Linked DNA regions of Homo sapiens: region 1 is linked to region 2. Evidence: read pairs that join two places in POLR2A ChIA-PET (ENCODE). Cell type or tissue: Panc1. All regions are shown on one strand. Each heading gives the region's core, and the rest is flanking DNA. Links, peaks and the distances in the headings are about the cores only.

What was found. ChIA-PET counts read pairs that join two places held together with the same protein. Peaks named below come from ENCODE experiments on the same cell type or tissue, not always from the same donor. Only the 100,000 strongest peaks of a DNase experiment are listed, where the experiment ranks them.
Region 1: POLR2A ChIA-PET joins it to region 2 with 5 read pairs; 5 of 35 experiments call an interaction of 5 or more read pairs at or near these places.

Annotation. Positions count from the first base shown.
Region 1 is chr2:173,222,000-173,227,076 of GRCh38, reverse strand. The region is part of intron 11 of MAP3K20 (mitogen-activated protein kinase kinase kinase 20); the gene reads right to left. The region is part of intron 2 of MAP3K20-AS1 (MAP3K20 antisense RNA 1); the gene reads left to right. Among named protein-coding and RNA genes, the nearest start is that of MAP3K20-AS1, 57 kb to the left of the region's middle. RefSeq lists an enhancer at 4,856-4,955. In Panc1, for the core only: no CTCF peak of the experiment used is centred there; no DNase peak of the experiment used is centred there; H3K27ac peaks cover 1,415 bases.
Region 2 is chr2:173,170,934-173,176,010 of GRCh38, reverse strand. The region is part of intron 3 of MAP3K20 (mitogen-activated protein kinase kinase kinase 20); the gene reads right to left. Among named protein-coding and RNA genes, the nearest start is that of MAP3K20, 98 kb to the right of the region's middle. In Panc1, for the core only: no CTCF peak of the experiment used is centred there; no DNase peak of the experiment used is centred there; H3K27ac peaks cover 3,670 bases.

The DNA.
Region 1 (5,077 bases), core at 443-4,442, 51 kb before region 2:
AATGAAATGTATGACACCAACTTGGATTTCTGAATACACTGTGGACTTTGTGCTGGAATATCAAATTCCAACTATAAAATCAGTAACTGAAATAGTCTTACCACACAAGAGTAAAATTTAATCTTCCATACAAACATTATACAAGATATTTGGCATAGGACTTGCTCAGAATAACATTGCAATAGAATAATTGAGAAAAAGTTTTTGTTAAAAAAACAATAAAGTGATAATGCCATCTATTCAAAGCTCACACTCAAAGAATATAAATATTTTCTATTATTTAGTACAAAAATTTTAAGAGTGCAAAAGCAATATGTGCAGTGTATCATATCTGACATTAAAAGATATACTATTCTGCACACAATATAAAATAATTAATGTAGGTGCTTGGAACTCTAGTTTTGAAGTAAATAATCACATGCCAGAAAGCTCCTCACAGGCAACAGAGTGCAAACAAAGGTGGAGTCTGAGAAAACACGGCTAGTCTTCTAGATTTCCTGATGGATACTCATTTTTCATCATAGAAATGCTGTATCTAGAGCTGTCAGGCTATGCTACAATCGAGAGGAGAGAATAGATTTTTATGTCTGGCGATGCTTAACACTTAAACAGGAAAACAGTCTTACTCAAAAGCAGCAAAAGGTGCCTGATTATAGAAAATTTATGCTCTGTTATATATGTGGTATGATGAAACTCTGCTACTTTCAAAAGGCTGCAATAAGTCTAGTACAATAATTTTTTAAAGTATTAATATTTAACTCAGAATAAGTTTTAAAACTGTCTTTCATAAAACTCTTACCATTCCAATGAAAACTCTGAAAAATAAAGTTGTACGCACAGTAATTCTGGGAGGTCATTCTGGATCACTCCTAAACCCTCCCCCGACCCCTAATTCCTTGATTTTTAATGGGGATCAAGTTTGACTACCTTAGCTGGTGTTTAAAAGTCTAACAAATTCACTGCACGTTAAAAATCACTGGTTAAAAACCCACCCTCAACATTTCCAGAGCACCAAAAACAGTGAGCTGTAGGCTTTCAACGTCTTTTCACTGGTTATGTAAAATAGTAAAATGTAATTTTGCTTTCAAAAATGAGTAGAAAAAGGAGGCTTTAAATTAACCTATAGAACTGTAGCTATCTCAATGAGTTTTTTTTCTTTTTTTTTTTTAATTGTGGAATCAGTGTAATGGGAAAGTGACCTGCCCTGGTGCATTTGGCTGTTTCATCAAGTTGCCACCAGCATTTCTAAGGAGAAAGAAACCATTTTTAGGGAAATGGTGATTTAAGATAAAGCCACGAAACTCACAAAATTCAGGTCGTATGCTGCCGTAATTCTAAAAATACATTTTGTTTTGACTTGGGTAATTTTGTTCAGGAGAAAAATAATTAGAGACGAAACTCTAAAGCTTCTGGATTTGATAAGTTTGTCAGTGGGGAAGGGACAATGCTACCGGGTTGTTTTTTTTTGTTTTTTTTTTTTTTTGAGATGAAGTCTCACTCTGTCATCCAGGCTGGAGTGTAGTGGTGCAATCTCAGCTCACTGCAACCTCTGCCTCCCGGGTTCAAGTGATTCTCCTGCCTCAGCCTCCCTAGTAGCTGGGGTTACTGGCATGTGACACCACACCCAGCCAATTTTTGTATTTTTAGTAGCAACAGGGTTTCACCATGTTGGCCAGGCTGGTCTCGAACCCCTGACATCAGGTGATCCGCCCACCTTGGCCTCCCAAAGTGCTGGGATTACAGGCGTGAGCCACCGTGCCCTGCCCCTTTTGGATGGAAGACTTTACTGAGCACACTGTCCCTGGCATTCATAATGTTACTATTCCTGGCACTGGGCAGCAAATGCCACCCCAGTTGCTGTGACAACCAAAAATGTGCCCTAGCCCCAACACTCTCAAACACCATTCGGTGACAGCACCGCCCCAGTTGAGAATGACTAGGGAGGGTCTCATCAAATTCTACAAGATAACTTTATGAATTAAGAAAAAAAGATGAAAGGTGAGACATTTTCAGTTGCATGTCTCTGATAATTATTCCCACAACTGAGAGATTCAATTATCATTTTGAATGTTTACATTTCTCACTGTTTCTTTTAACCTCTAAATGTACATTTTTGTAAATCAAGTAGTTGGAACTAAATCCAACACTGATAATTGCCATTTCAAACACTGATCTGAAAAGTGAATTAGAAGCTGTACAATATCATCATTAGAAATTCTGCATATGGCTAATAAATATTCCTTTTAAAATTAATAGAGTCTAAAGTCTTCCAAATGATCTTTACAGATAGAGTGGGACACTATAGAATTCTGATTATATGATTTAGATTTTAGGGATGTTTTAACATTTTCAAACCACTAGAAGGACATTGGGAACAGAAAGTAATAGAGCCAACGTCACGTGGTAATGATCAATAGTCCAGTTCTACGAGGAGAACAATTTTAAGCTCTTCACTGAGGCCAATTCTGCTGTATTCTAATTCCTTTTAGGTTCTTGGTGGTAGAGTAATGAGCTATGACCATCTCTGGAATACTGGTGAGGAAAATGGCAGCAGTAAAGAAATGAGGAAAATATTACCTAATTAATGATAAAGTTAGGTCCAGTACAGAGTCCTGTTATTTTTCTCTTTGGCCCTATTTGGCTGCTTTTATTAATGCATCAGAACTTTATGTATAATCATATGGATTTATACATAAATTAAGAAAAAATGTCCATTTCATTCAGTTCATATGTTCTAAACGTATTGCTGATCATTCTTAAATGAGACTCCAGGTTTACATTCTTACATAAAGTGCAGGGATCCCGAAGTTAGCCCCAAAGATCCCCTTGCCTTTTTCAGACTTGCTCAAATGTTACCTTATCAGTGGGGCCTTTCCTGACCACACTTTAAAAACCTCAACACCCACCCATGGGCCTTGTCCTCCTTCCCGGCTTCATTTTTTGGCATATACTTATCAAATGTGAACATATGATGCATTTGCTTTATTTATCATCGATCTTCACTCACTGGCATGTAAGCTCTGTGAGTGCAAAGATTTTCATCTAGCTATCTTCCAGAACAGTGTCTGGCACAGAGAAGGAGCTCTATGAATATGTGTTGAATGAATGACTATCTTTGCCTTGTAAACCCCATGCTATTGGCTCTCTCTTCAGGTGGCTGACCACTGCACCCCAGGGCATGCTGGAAAGACAGGAGTCCCAAGCCCTCCCTTCTGCTCTACTCCAAGCTTTTCTTCTTGGGTGCATTGACTCAAGTCAGGTAGTACTTCTCTATGTCTGAGCACAGACAGGCTGTGTTCATGTATTTGTACATATGTGTGAATAGACAGAGAAACTAGTAGCATGGGTATGTGGGGGAATCCATCTTTTAGGGAGAGATTTATCTACTGTTTTTGTGTTTAGTCTCACCTCAGACCAGGTTAAGCTGGCCAGGGCTCATAGTTTTCAAAGAGCAACAGAAAAAATCTGTTTAGCTTACATTCTAAGCATGTTCTCTTTATCTTTCCTGAAAGCTATCCACTTTTAATTTCATCTCATACTACAGAGAAAATATTATTTGAAACTGATAGCTTTCCAGAAGGTTACTGAAATCACTTATTTTTCAGTGTCTTCACTGGCACCATTCATAGTAGCTAACATTAGCCACTTTCCGTGGGCCTGGTGCTGTGTTAAAGTGCTTTACATATATTATTTCTTTTAATCCGCACAATGATCCTTTCAAGTAGGTACTGTTATTATTCCCACGCTGAAGATCAGCAAACAGACGCACAAAGATAAAACAATTTTCCCAAGGTTGTCAAGCAACTGAGCCCAGGATTCTGAGTGACAGTCAGACTCTGATCCCTTTCTTCATCACTATGCCACCTAGACTGCTGTACACCTCACACCCAGAACTTTCTACTAGTTATTTCTCCCCAAATGAAGCTGGCACAGCATACTGATCATTATGTGGTATTTTTCACCTCTCAAGGGGCATTAGAAACACGTCACGCTTCAAATTCCAAGAGGCTTTTAATGATCAAATATAGTTAGAAATACTGTTAGATCATATCTATGATGATGTCCTTTCTTTAAACTTCCATAAAAAGACCCACCAAAAATATTTTGGTTTAACAGTCAAATAATGACACTCCTTTCTAATTTAGTTTGAAAAAAGTCTTAGTTCTTTTGCCTCATATATATAATTAAAAGTGTTTTATAATTTAAACAAGCTTTGACAAACAGGTGATAACATTCTGAGAATATCCTTGGCTAGCCAGGTTTTCAGAGCAGTGCCTGTATCTACTTCTAAAACACCAACATTATTAAGCAGGGTTAAAACAAAAAACAACCCTGGTAGGCTAAACTTGATATGGAAAGGACCTGTGCTTTTGCCTAAGTGAGGATAACTTATCTTTACTATTTCTTTTATAATATTTAATTTCCTCTTTAAAATAGCTGAGCATATGCTTAGAATCCTGGATTATTATGCCCCTCTAAAAAACAAACCACCACACATACCCCACTTGCTGGAAAATACAGGAGAGGCATGAACTCACCCCCCTGGAAGCATCCCCTTAAGACCACCTCTTTCTCTTTGTATAAAGCACAAGCACAGCCTTAAATGACAGTGTGTTGTTAAGAGGCTTCCATGGCCAGCAGTGGTATGAAAGTTTGCAACATCTGCTGTTGGTTTCAAATCAGGGTATTTTTCCTTCAAATACATTACTGAGAACACTGCTCAGGCTTTACTTTGAGCAGCTGTGCTCTTTAGTACTAAAAATTCTCAGCACTTAGGTATTTCTGAAGAGCATTTTGTTATAACCTTCTTAGATCATCTCAGTATTGTTGTTGGATTTTGTACTATCAATTCTTTCTTTTTTTTGTTTTTTGAGACAGGATCTTGTTCTCTTGCCCAGGCTAGAGTGCAGTGGTGCCATCATGGCTCACTGCAGCCCTGACTGATTGCTAGGTCTCAAGCAATCCTCCTGCCTTGGCCTCCCAAGTATCTGGGACTACAGGTGTGTGCTACCATGCCAGCTAGTTTTTTAATTATTAGTAGAGACGAGGTCTTACTAGGTTGCTCAGGCCAACCATT
Region 2 (5,077 bases), core at 584-4,583:
AGTAAAAATAATACTGGTTTTTGCTGTGGCTTCATATTTCTTTAAAATATTAACTAAAATAGATTTCTGATTTGGGAAACATGATAACCAGTGCCATTTGGTTTTAAAAAGAATTGCATCTTAATCACCAAGACAAGACAGCAAGAAAACAATGACATGGTCACTTGAAGATTCTCTCAGTCTACTCTTCACCATCTAGTCAAACACCCATAAATTAATTCCAGCAAAACGCCTAAGAAATTCATCAATCAACCTCCAAAGCACATCAGAGAAAGTGCTAATATAGTAAACAGTAAAAACAACAATGGCAGCAGAACATCTTATTTAAACTTTTGAGATGATAAAACAGTAGAGAACTGGGAACTCTTTGGAATTTTTTTCTTGTTTTGGTTAAGAAGATCATTAATACTTTATAAACTTCATACATATGGCCCACTGTAAGGTTTAAAGAATAAAAGGTTTAATAGAATAAGCAAGAGAATGCCATAAAACCCTTGAAATAAGAAACACTGCTAACTTTTACAAACACAAAGTTCCTCACGTTTCAATCAAGTTTAGTCAGCCCTCATTATTCATAAGGACAAGTAGGCCAGTTTACAGACAAGCGGCAACCTACGAATGGCTCTTAGGCATGACACAGTTCTTAAGATAAATATGTTTACACTTGGAACAGTCATGTGGATATTATAAAGATGGCAACTGCAGTCCTGTAAAACTATACCTAAGAAAAGAATGAGTCAACTTATATTCAGATACTTCTAAAATCCCTCATATTTTAAGATGCTCTCTCCATTAATTTATTTGAACAACAAAATACTGTTTGGGGAAAAATATATAAGTCTGAGATGACCTCAATCAAAGCTAGTTTTTCAAAGCTTATAAAGGTCACCTATATGAATAAGACAAAAGAGAGGGAGGGAAGTAGGGAGGGGCAACAAAATTTAACACAGAGCAATTATTCCTGGAACTATGAACTCTCAATTCCAACTGCGGGATGTCACTGAAAACAAGTCTTCTAAAGATCACTTTGAAAAGCTGTCAGTTATGACTACAAATATAGCATATGGGACTAAAATATTCAACAATCCTAATGTTATGCCATTGGGTACTTGTAGCTTGAGATAAATATCCAGAGATAGTATAATACAGAGATTTCCCCAAAGCATGATATTTCAAACATCTTACACTACAGTGAAGACATTGTACTCCGAAAACCATGTTAACTTTAAAAAGTCATTCTAATGATGATGAAGACATGGAATACCATTTGACCCAGCAATCCCATTACTGGGTATATACCCAAAGGATTATAAATCATTCTACTATAAAGACACACACACACATATGTTTATTGTGGCACTATTCACAATAACAATGACTTGGAACCAACCCAAATGCCCATCAATGATAGACTGGATAAAGAAAATGTGGCACATATACAACATGGAATACTATGCAGCCATAAAAAAGGATGAGTTCATGTCCTTTGCAGGGACATGGATGAAACTGAAACCATCATTCTCAGCAAACTAACACAGGAACAGAAAACCAAACACCACATGTTCTCACTCATAAGTGCGAGTTGAACAATGAGAACACATGGACACAGGGAGGGGAACATCACACACCAGGGCCTGTCGGGGGCGTTTATTTAATGCTAGGGGAGGGAGAGCATTAGGAAAAATACCTAATGTAGATGACAGGTTGATGGGTGCAACAAACCACCATGGCACATGTATACCTATGTAACAAACCTGCACGTTCTGCACATGTATCCCAGAATTTAAAGTATAATAAAAAAGATACATGATTAAATAAAATAGTTTCATGACTTTGAAGTTGCAAGAAAGGCAATATTATTACCTTTATTTCATATAAAATGTCATCTTTAGGTACGTGGATAGCTAAACTAACATATTAACTATTTTAAATAAGCATTTAATTCTTTCATCCTTTTGGTTTTCCCATTGGAAATTGTGGACTCACTATATACACATATAGTTACATGCTTTTCAAACCACTTCTCTGTAGAAAGTAGTTTACTGGATTTTAGTATAAAGTATTTGTTTCATTTTTTTTGAAGTCATTAAGAACCACATTAAGCAAAAATTTCCTTTTCATTTATAAGATGATTCTTCCCTTTGAGTTTTACGGTGATAATAGCTGGCTTTGAAAAATGTAAACATAGTATCAGTATTGTTGAATTGTTGAAACAAATACCATTACCACGAAATCTCTTTGTAATAAAATGTCACCAAGACCAAGCTTCATTTAAATTATAACTAATAGAATAAATTTACGCAAATGTCTGAAATGTGTTATAACAAAATGTGACACTTGTCTCTAATTGACTAATAAAAAAAGACTAGCACAATATCAAAACATGCAAATTAGATGTATCTGTGCTTAAAATAAATCAAGATCAAGTTAAGGGAAATGAGATTGGGCACTTAAAAATTAGTATGTTTTCCTTGGCTGGGTTTAATGAGAATTTGGGCCTGCTGAGAAATCATGCAGAACTAGTCTCCTCTCTTAGACGAGTAATAGAGGCTAACGCAGAACAGGTAACTTAAGAGATCAGCCCCTGAGAACAAAGCAATTTCCAGGCATCTGGGATCCTAAATCACTTCTCACCAGAACCCTGGAACCCAGTCTGCCACCCTTTCTTTACTCTTAGATTACCAGATACTTTGGGTGTGGGTTCCTCTCCAATCTGGCTTGCTACAAAAGAGCTACATGGTCTGGTATCCAGCAACTCCTTCCTTCATCTCCCAGGAGCTCCCCCTGCCCTCACATATTTATGTTTTACACAGACACACACACACACACACACACACACACACACACACACACACAGAAATAAAAGAATGGGAGTAGTACAGAATGAAGAGGTTTCCAAAGATCAAAGAAAAGATGATCCAGGCTGGGCGCGGTGGCTCACACCTGTAATCCCAGCCCTTTGGGAGGCTGAGGCAGGCGGATCATGAGGTCAAGAGACTATCCTGCCCAACATGGTGAAACCCCGTCTCTACTAAAAATACAAAAATTAGCTGGGCATGGTGGCGCACGCCTGTAGTCCCAGCTATTCAGGAGGCTGAGGCAAGAGAATTGCTTGAACTCAGGAGGTGGAGGTTGCAGTGAGCCTAGGTTGCACCACTGCACTCAGCCTGGCGACACAGCAAGACTCCGTCTCAAAAAAAAAAAAGAAAAGAAAAGAAAAGATGATCCATTATTGTATCTTTTCTTTCGGCTTTGGACTCTGAGTTTCTTGTCACCCCATTTCTTTGTAGATCTGGGAGAAAGATGTTCATTTCCCTTCCAAGGGAAATAAATTGGCAGCTACCTCTTAGTCTCTTCCCTGGCTCCCCTGATAAGCAGGTTTTATATGTCTGTGATAAAAAAGTTTCAGCAAACACACATGCACAAGTATACACACACATACACACCCAGAGATCATGTATTGTAGTCCCTTCATTCACATGAGAAAACTGAGACAGAGAGAGATCATCAGTGACCCATCTATGAAGCTCTGGCAGAATCAAGACAAGATCTCACATCTCACAATTCCCATTCCATTGCTCATTCCATTCCACCACTCTAATAAATCATTCTTTCAAGTTCTCAGCATGAATGACAACAGCTGCCTGCTGCAACAACCTTTTCTATTAAAAAAAAAAAAACTACCTCAAATTGAATGGATTCAAGCCATCCAAGCTTCCTCCTTCAGAGCCTCCACTATTTGATAAATATGATAAGGTTCACAGAGGGGTATCTGGCTGGGGCTGGGTGATCAAGGTCAGTTTTCCCACCTATCTTTGTTTCTCTCTTAACTGCCTCATACTAAGACTTATTTGTGCTCATTTCCAGTGGCAGAGTAAGTGTCGTCATCACTAATCCATGTGATTTCTTCACTCCCAAACTGGACTCAGTTGTCATATTTTCTACTACCCATGCACAGAGCATAGCTGTACAAGGTAGGCTGAAAGGCTCACATAAACAAGCACTTAGTTAATTAAAACTAACATCTCTAGGAACAAAGATAATCATATCAAATCAATACATTCAAAACATTAAAACTCACCTAACAGGTCTCTTTAATAATCAATCTCATAGGTCAATAAGAGAGCTATAAATATACAATCTACTACTGCCTCATAATCTGAAACTTGTGTTGTTTTAATTCTTTAGGTTTAATGTTAACTAAACAATGTAAAGCCAGTTGCTTACTTACTGGCTCTACAGGGAAAGAGATATAGATCCATAAAAAACTAATCAATTTAACTGAAGAATTTGGGTAGGTGCAAGTATGAGTAGAGAATGCTAAAGGGATGAATGAAATAAAGGATTGACTAGTCTGATACAAATACTGAATGGAAGAAAACTTCCTGGATTCTTTCTCCCTCTTTCAGATGAGATGACCTAGGGGAAATATGCTGGCTAAGAATGTTTGATATCTTCCTACTGAGAGTAAACTCTTGGAGAAAGAATTTCATATCACCACTCAAGTTCCCTTTTCTATCCTTCACCCTCACCTCAAGAAACTAGAAAACTTCATGAATAGCTCATTAGTTGGCCAAAAATATTTTCAAAAAGCATTAAACATCAAGAGTATATAATAAGAAACAGAGTTTCTAGTCTCTTGGGAGTGTCACACTTTCTTAGGGAGGAATAACATCAGCCACAAACGAGGATCAGAACACTGGATTCAGATTTAAAAAGTAAATATAACTAGTAAAAAGAAGTAGATACAATGGACACGGAAAAAAGGAGCCACATGGTATATGGGTCAGAGAAAGGTTTAACTTTAAATCAGAAATCTGACTTAAAATGTGAGGTATGGTTCCCCCTCAACCAACAATATAACCCATTCTTGGGTATTCACATTTATAAGAAATATAGACTCAAGATAAAAGTTGCTACATGCCCCATTTCAGTCACAAATCTAAAGACAGTGAATTGGGGATAAAAGTCCCTCCACTTAATAACTTAGGTTAAAATGCTACTAAGAGTAAAAGCATGTTAAACTACCTGCCGCCAGAAGATGGTATAACAGTAACCATGTCTCTCTGAGTTTAAG